Regions from separate parts of the Homo sapiens genome. Here region 1 is linked to region 2. Evidence: read pairs that join two places in POLR2A ChIA-PET (ENCODE). Cell type or tissue: HepG2. All regions are shown on one strand. Each heading gives the region's core, and the rest is flanking DNA. Links, peaks and the distances in the headings are about the cores only.

Region 1 (4,383 bases), core at 272-4,271, 260 kb before region 2:
GGAAGTCCCAGCCCACATCTCAGCACATCTTCAGCCTGTCCTACTCCCTCCCACAGAGTAAATCCCGGACACTCCTGCTGGTCTGCACTTGCTCCAAAGCAACAGAGAACCAGCCTGCACTACATCCACACCCTCCCAGGGCTGAGGCCATGGGCAATGATGAGGCAGGACCCTGAGCCGTTGTTGTTCAGGACGCAGCAGCTGGGAGATGGGGGTGAGGGTCATCCCCAACAACGAAGCACCCTCCAGAGGGGCGCTGGGTGAGAAACAGACGGACTTACAGTGCTGGCCCCACCCCTTCCTCACCTTCTGCTGAGCGACCTCACGCGCATCCAGCCCTCCCAATCTGAGTGTGATCGCCCACGCAGCCCTCCTCCCACCCGACTGCTCAGCATCCACACCCATCGTCCTCCACCGTGCCCTGCCAATGCCCGAATGCTGTATGCACAGGCTAACTAAACACCACTCTGTGATGACTGAGTGTCAAGGTAAGATCTGGGGAATGCAGTATCGGTTTGTACTTTTATTTTTGGGTCTCACCTGACTTTTGCCAAAGCCACAGATGTTGAGTTTGGCTCTTCTGACCAAATGGAACACCTGGATGCTGATCTAACAGGATCCTTGAAACTCTTCTCTCTGCTTCCTGGAGATCAGAGAGATTAAGGAGCAAGAACATTTGCGTATATCCATTGACCTAATAGAACTCAATTTCACTGTGACTCTGGTCAAATATGTTTGCATGAAGACTCCTGATGAGACACACAGAATCTGGAAGGGGCAGCGGTGAATCCAGAAACCATGAGCACGCACACATACACGTGTAGGTGATCTTCAGCCGAGACTCTGCTGTGGTGTATAGACCCGTGTCTGTGTTTCTGAAGTTTACTGAGGGGTGGAAACAATCTATAAGCAGGAAATAACCACTGTCCAGTCAAATACCTGGACTTATGGGCCGTGAGGACAAGAAATGCATACCCAGAGACTTGTGGGAAGCCTTCTGTGACAACATGCATGCAGAAACCACTGCAGGCTGGGGCCGGCAGAACAGACCCACATAGGTCACCTGGATCCACTGTCCCAGATCACTGGATGCTCAGCTCACTAAGCCCCACACCCAGTAATTTACAGGTGGAAAGTGTGGGTGTTTTGTTGGAAATTTGCTTAATTTTTCAGTAAAATAAAATGGAGACCATTAAAGTGATTTCATTTATCTGAAGCTCCTCATCATCCATTTGGTCAGCATTCTTTCTGAAAGAATCAAATAGCTTCATGAGACTCCATCACGGTCACTGGGGCAGAGGCAGGGATGGCAGCACGTGACCTGCAAGACTTCCTGACAGTCACATCTGTCCTGTCCTTGTGTTGGTTGGTCTTGTTGCTCTGGTCACTTCCTCTGTCTGGCTTTCTGAGTTCAAGTAAAACATACTGAGCAAGTCTCAACACACACACACACACACACACACACACAACACACATAAAAAAACCTCACACACAACACCTCACACAACACACAAAACAGCACACAAAAAACACCTCACACACAACACACACAAAACACCTCACAAACAATACACATCACATACACAAAACACTTCACACACAACACACACACATAAACACACACAGCACACACACCTCACATAACCCACACAACACACACAAAACACCTCACAACACACACAAAACACTTCACACACAACACAACACATACACAAAATAAGCAACACATACACAAAACACAACACAAACAACACACACTACACATACAACACACACTGCAACACACACACAACACCTCACACAATACACACAACACAGACATGTACACACACACAACACAGGCATGTACACACACAACACACTTCAGCACAACACACACAGCACAACACACACACCTCACAACACACACAAGACACACCTCACACACAAAACACCTCACACACAACACTTCACACACAACACACACCACAACACACACAAAAAACACCTCACACACACAAAACACCTCACACATAATACACACAACACACACAGCACAGACATGTACACACACAACACACCTCAGCACAACACACAACACACAAAGCACAACACACACACCTCACACACAACACACAAAGCACAACACACACACCTCACACACAACACACACGACAGACACACCTCACACACAAAACACCTCACACACAACACTTCACACACAACACACACACCGCAACACACACAAAAAAAAACACCTCACACACACAGGTAACACCTCACACAATACAACACATGCAACACACACAAAACACTACACACACTGCAACGCACTCAAAGCACCTCACACGCAACACACAACACACACACCTCACACAACAGACAACAGACAACTCACACACAAAAACACACCTCACGTACAACACACACACTGCATCACACAACACACAAACACAACATACACACACAAAACACCTCACACACACCACAGACCACAGACACACGCATCTTGCACACAGAGCTGTGCAAAGGTGGAGTGTGAGCTCCAGCCTCAGGCTGAAATGTGAGCCCTGCAGTCACCTTGGAGGGAACTAGCCCACTGGCCTCGGGTGAGGTGAACCAAGAGAAGCACCGCCCTGATGACTCAGCCACTATTCTTACCCAACCCCTCTTCCAGGGCCACAGACCACAGTGGCCAAGGCCAAGCAAGAACAATCACAGCGTGAGTGCAGGCAGCTGGTGCGGGCTCGGGACCTGCCCGGAGCTGGATCAGGCACTGCCCTGAACCCTCCCACACCAGAGGCCGCCACCAGAAGGCGGAGACACCGGCCTCCTTCAAGGACAGTGGCCCCTCTGTAAACAGGCGGCACTTCCCCGGGGGGGGGGCCAGGCCCTCCCTGGACTCAGGCTGGCTGTGGGCTGCCCAGGAGGCCGGGCGGGGAAGTGGGTCCCATACATGGCCTCGGGGTGTCCTAGTGAAGGCTGCCCTGCACCTGAGGGCATCAAGATTTGCTGGTATGAATCAATCGCTTGCAGAGTGTATGAAGGTAAACACAGGATGGAAAAAAACAAGGACACTCTGCCCTTGAACTTCAATCAAAAGCTGTGGGGCCACCATTCGGACCACTGTTAGGCCGCAGCATCATGAAAAGATCCTGCAAACCTGCAACTACCAAGGACAGACTCGCATGCGCCCTTGTTCTGACCGTGGTGCCTCCAAGTCTGCAAATGCGGGATCACAGGAATCATCTACTGTGTCTGTCATCGGTGCCCTCACCCTCAGGAAGCAGGGGACACGCTCTGGAACTCATCAGACTGGTTCTCTCCATCAGGAGAACCAGATCAACAATGAATGGCACACAGCAAAGGCTGTGGGCACCAGAAGAACCGCACTGCCAACTCACCTTCACAGGACAACCAACCAGGCTCTTCCCCACACATCACGTGTCTTCCCTGTGTCACACTAGCACTGAGGATCTAAGCATGTTATTTCATTCGATCCTGGCAGTGACCCCAAGAAGAGCTGGTGGCGTCCTCATTTTACAGAAGAGGAAAGTGGAGCCCAGAAAAGTGAAAGAACTCCATTCAGGGCCACACAGCTCACCAGTGTCATACCCCGGATGGGACTCAACCCAACTCTAGTCCATGCTCACACCTACCACTACATTCTGTGCCTGTGTGCGCATGTGAGCACTGCGTGTACACATACACGTAGACTTACAGAGCAGCTGGACCACAGGCTGTGACTCCCCTGTAAGGAGCCCGGCCACCTCTCCCAGCCTTAGGGACAGTAGTTACCTGAACAATGGTGAAGCATTCTCTCTATGACCCAGAAGACCACAGCCCATAGAACGGTAATGTAAGCAGAAAGACACCAATTGTCCCTTTATAGTTCTAAAAGCCAGAGGTCCCAATGAGGCTATGCTGCAATAGCTTGCCTCTGACATCCCTCCAAAATCATCATTCTGCTCGACTCATGGAGACGTGGTGCATGCCCCTGATGCCTTAGTCTACACCCTCCATAATTTCCCACGTCGCACATTTTCTCTGCTGATTCTTGTTTCTTCCCACCTTCCAGAAAGGCACATGCCAATCATTGTGGTTTCCTTTTCACACTGGCTCCCAGGAAGCTCCAACCCTGTGTCCATGTAACATATGCCAAGTTGACATTCACAAAGGGAGGTTTGCCTCCCAGCTCCTTTCTCAACAATACTATGTGCCGATTTTGAGTCCATGAATTAATCTAACCTCACATCCCACTTTTGTAAGCTGCTGCAGTAAACAGAAGATTCTGCTACCAGGAATATGAAAACGAACATCACAGGTAAATAGCCACGGGTTCAATGCGCCACAATCACGGAAAAGGTTCCTTCTCCATTGTGTCTTAAATGCCCCGGGGAGCCA
Region 2 (4,383 bases), core at 116-4,115:
GGAACTTGCATGGGGTGTTCATTTTGTTCTGGTTTTGCTTTTCAAGCTGGATCTTCCAGGTGGAAGAAACTTCAGAGGTCATCTCCAGCCTTGACATTTCCTAGTTTTTATTTGAGAAATCAGGAAAGAGAGGCTCAAAGAGAGAAACAAGGCAGATCTGTCTTCTCAAAGCCCTCTTCATCACCTGGATCTAAATTCCTCACCTTCTCTATGAGTTAAATAGAGAGGCGCCATAACCATGCAATATGCAAAATGCATGTGCCTATTGGATGGTCATTGCATTGAACTCTTTGGCATCCTTGAGAGAGGCACAGTTGTTAGCCCAGGTTGCAGATGAGGAAACAATCTCAGTGGGGTTACGTGCCTCCTCCATGTCTCACAGCGAATCCTGGATGGGGCAGGATTTGCACACAGGACTGTCACTGTTGACTGCACAGCAAACATGTGCAAACCTCTCCCTGCAGCGTGCTTCTGTCTAATGCCTCTCAAGTCGTCTCTCCTAAAGCAATTTTGGTTGGCCAGTGGGGTGCTCTGAGGCCACAGCCCTTGGTGCCATTCTTGGGGGATCCATCCCTTACTTCTAGCCTGGATCCTGGAGTCTCACCCTGAAATTTTGTTCTGATCCTTGTATGTGGTGTCAAAACTCTGTAGAGGTCACTTCCACAAACACCCTGACACCTAATATCCATGCAGACTGATTAATTAACTGAAGTTTTTGTAGAGGGGCTAGTTGGGCAAGGTGACCTTAAGTTTTCACCCCATTTTGAGATGCAGATTCTGTGAATTAGAAGTCTGTGAGAAAACAAACAAAATCAGTCAGGGTGCAGTGGTTCATGCCTGTAATCCCAGCACGCTGGGAGGTGGAGGTGGGTGGGTCACCTGAGGTCAGGAGTTTGAGACCAGCCTGGTCAATATGATGAAACCCTGTCTCTACTGAAAGTACAAAAACTAGTGGGGCATGGTGGCGGGCGCCTGTAATAGCAGCTACTCAGGAGGCTGAGGCAGAAGAATCGCTTGAACCTCGGAGGCAGAGGTTGCAGTGAGCCGAGATGGTGCCACTGCACCCCAGCCTGGGCAACAGAGTGAGACTCCATCTCAAAAACAACAATAATAACAAACCAAAAAACAAAATCAGAAGGAAGCACAGAAATCTAGAGTGGGTAAGGAAGGCTGGGCAGCTTTTTACGCCTCCTCAGGTGTTCGTCAACTGAAAAGAATCTAGCAAGCCACAGAACAGACTTCCTGCCCTCCTCTGCAGCCTGGAAGGTAGGTGGGAAGGTATTTCTCATAGGGAAAGCAGACACCAGGCATTTGAGCCTTAGAGCTAGGTTGGAAGGTTGTGCAGACGAGCCCTGTCATTCCCAAAGTGCCAGTCAACTCCATGAGGGGCTGCTCCTCTGAGTTCTTCCTGCAATGCGGTTCTTTCATTGCTCTTTCCTTCACCCTACCTCCAATTTTTATTCTTTTTGTTTTGTTTTCTTTTTGAGGTGGAATTTCGCTCTTTTTGCCCAAGCTAGAGTGCAATGGTGTGATCTTGGCCCGCTGCAACCTCTGCCTCCTGGGTTCAAGTGATTCTCCTGCCTCAGCCTCCCAAGTAGCTGAGATTACAGGCGCATGCCACCACGCCCAGCTAATTTTTTGTATTTTTAGTAGAAACAGGGTTTCACCATGTTAGCCAGGCTGGTCTCAAACTCCTGATCTCAGGTTATCCACCCGCCTCAGCCTCCGAAAGTGCTGGGATTACAGGCTTGAGCCACTGCACCCGGCCAAATTTTTATTCTTAAAAAGCTAACTGCATAACATCACCCATGCTGGAGAATGTGAATATGTAATGAGTCCAGTGCAGAGAACGCTGGGTTCCTGTTTCCATCTACTCCAAGGCAGCCACATCCCTCCTCGTGCTACCACGGTATTCAGTGGGCAACAGGTATTGCTGCACGTGCACGGTTTACTGCCAACACCAAATCTCACTGTAAATTCAGACTAAAAAAATACGAGGAACTCTCCACTGGTTTTTTGTTCTGAATCAATATAACGGTGTAAAATAGTTACCAGGGTACCCGGCATATACAAAGAGTCCTTAATCGTTCATTACAATAATCATTACTGTTCAGTGGAGACTTTGCCATGCAGAATAAAATTTACTTTGACAGTATCATGTGAAGCCACCTTCAGCTGCTGGAGTCCTATAAAATGCATGTTCAGTCTGTTGGTCCACCACAGACTGAGTTTTCTCTCACTGGAAAGAAGTAGTATCCAGCCCATGGTCCGTGACCCCTGAATATTTGTTGAGCGATGGATGATTTAGTGCTTGAATAGCTCCAGCAAAGCCCATGGCCAAACTGGTGAATGTGTAACTGGGAGAAACTCTTTCTAGATGTGGCCAGTCTTGTCTAACTGTGGTCACGTGATGAGAGGAGATGACAATGACAGAGATGAGGAACGGATGTCTGGGCTGGAGACAGAAAGCTTTGTCACCTGTCATCTCAGTTCTGGGCTTCTGAATGGTGACGGGGGTCTGTGTACACAGGATATTTAGAGGCAAAAGAAACATCCGGCTCTGGGCTTCCACCCGACCTTGCTCCCTGCCCCATCCTCCTGCCGGCCCAGGACATAGGCTGACTCGTAGCTGGAGGGCAGAGAAGGTCACCAGCTACAGATCCCCCACCAGTCTGGCCAGGACAGGGAGCTTTCCTGCTGGCCACCATCATCACAACGCTGTGTGTGTGCAGGTGAGACCAGCCCATCCACAGGCAAGGCACTGATGTTCCGTCAGAGTCTAGGTCATTTCTAGTTCACCCTATTAATGATTTGCTGTTCTCAATATAGGATATCTCTATCTTTTTCAACACAGCCCAGCATTTACTTAGTCATCCTACTTCCGACCTAAACAGCTGATTATTTCCAATGCATCTTAAACACAGTGCTTTATGATGGCCTCCCTACTCAGCCTCATGAACAGCCCAATCTATAGATGAGGCAACCAAAGCCCAAAGAAGTTGCTTCATGTGCTAAGGTCCCAAATCTCAGGGAGGACTGCAGAGATGGGGTTTGATCCACAGTGACTATTTACCTATTACGTTACTTTTGTGCAATGCTATTTCCAGTATATGCTACATCAGTTAGAATTGCAATTGGCTGCTATTAACAGAGACCAGGGGCGGTGGAGCGGGGGGAACAAGATAAAAGCTTCTTTTCTTCTTTTTCATAAAATCAGTCTGGAGGCAGGGCATCCAGAGAAGCTATGGAGACTTGAGGGCCACTTGGGACCTGGGTTTCTTCTCTCCCACTGCTTTGCTTGTCCCCTCCGGATGGCTCCCACCCTTACAAGCTTCTCATGAATCAAGGTGGCTGCTGGAGATCCAGCTCTCAAATTGAGATTCCAGGAAGAGGGGGAACAGGTTTAAGGGGGCCTGGGTTGGAGCTCTGTCCATCTCTTAAGGAGCTATTGCAGAAATCTTGCCTAACAAACTCCACTTATGTGTCATTTGTCAGACTGAGTGGCATGCAAGTACCTGGGTGTATGGGATGCGGGTCTGTATTTCCACTTAGAACTGCAATTCTGTTCCCAAGGGAAAAGGGAGAGTAGACAGGAAGGGCAGCCAGCAGTCTTGGTTACTTGTGTCACTTATATTTAGTGGCTTCCACAATGTGTACTCCTCTGTGCTTAATTCCAACAGAGCACTTTCATCCTTACGCTGTGGGATCCCATGCTTGCCCGCTCTAACCTACAGAGCGTGTCTTCTCTGGATGGGAGAGTGAAGAGTGGAGGGGAAACAAAGGCGTGAGCTTCTTTTTCCTGAATATCTTCTCACCATGAGCAGGCAACACATTAAGAATATGCTGGTCTCAAGGGCTCCTTTCTCCAGGATGGACACAGAGGGTTGCCCAGACTTCAAGCAGGAAGGCGTGGCCACTGCCTTCCACTGCCAAGATGTCTCTTTCTTTCTTTCTCTTTCTTTCTTCCTTTCTTTCTCTCTTTCTTTTTCTTTCTTTCTCTTTCTTTCTTCTTTCTTTTCTTTCTTTTCCTTCCTCCCTCCCTCCCTTCTTTCTTTCTTTCTTTTTCTCTCTCTTTCCTCCCTCCCTCCCTCTCTCTCTCCCCTCCCTCCCTCTCTCTCTTTCTTTCCACCCTCCCTCCCTCCCTCTCTTCCCTCCCTCCCTCCTTCTTTCTTTCTTTCCTTCCTTCCTCCCTCCCTCCCTCCCTTCCTTCCTTCTTTCCTTCTTTCTTTCTTTCCCTCCCTCCCTCCCTCCCTTTCCCTCCCTCCTTCCCTCCCTCCCTGCTTTCTTTCTTTCTTTTCCTTCCTTCCTTCCTTCCTTTCTTTCACGGAGTCTCACTCTGTCGCCCAGGCTGGAGTGCACTGGTGTGATCTCAGCTGGCTCACT

The links. ChIA-PET counts read pairs that join two places held together with the same protein. Peaks named below come from ENCODE experiments on the same cell type or tissue, not always from the same donor. Only the 100,000 strongest peaks of a DNase experiment are listed, where the experiment ranks them.
Region 1: POLR2A ChIA-PET joins it to region 2 with 8 read pairs; 1 of 35 experiments calls an interaction of 5 or more read pairs at or near these places.

The regions. Positions count from the first base shown.
Region 1 is chr7:47,472,679-47,477,061 of GRCh38, forward strand. The region is part of intron 4 of TNS3 (tensin 3); the gene reads right to left. Among named protein-coding and RNA genes, the nearest start is that of SNORD151, 10 kb to the left of the region's middle. RefSeq lists an enhancer at 2,489-3,032 and a silencer at 2,907-2,966. In HepG2, for the core only: CTCF peaks have their summits at 2,505 and 2,808 (motif pointing right); DNase peaks (open chromatin) are centred at 2,643 and 3,103.
Region 2 is chr7:47,732,079-47,736,461 of GRCh38, forward strand. No RefSeq gene overlaps it. Among named protein-coding and RNA genes, the nearest start is that of LINC00525, 27 kb to the right of the region's middle. In HepG2, for the core only: no CTCF peak of the experiment used is centred there; DNase peaks (open chromatin) are centred at 875 and 2,423.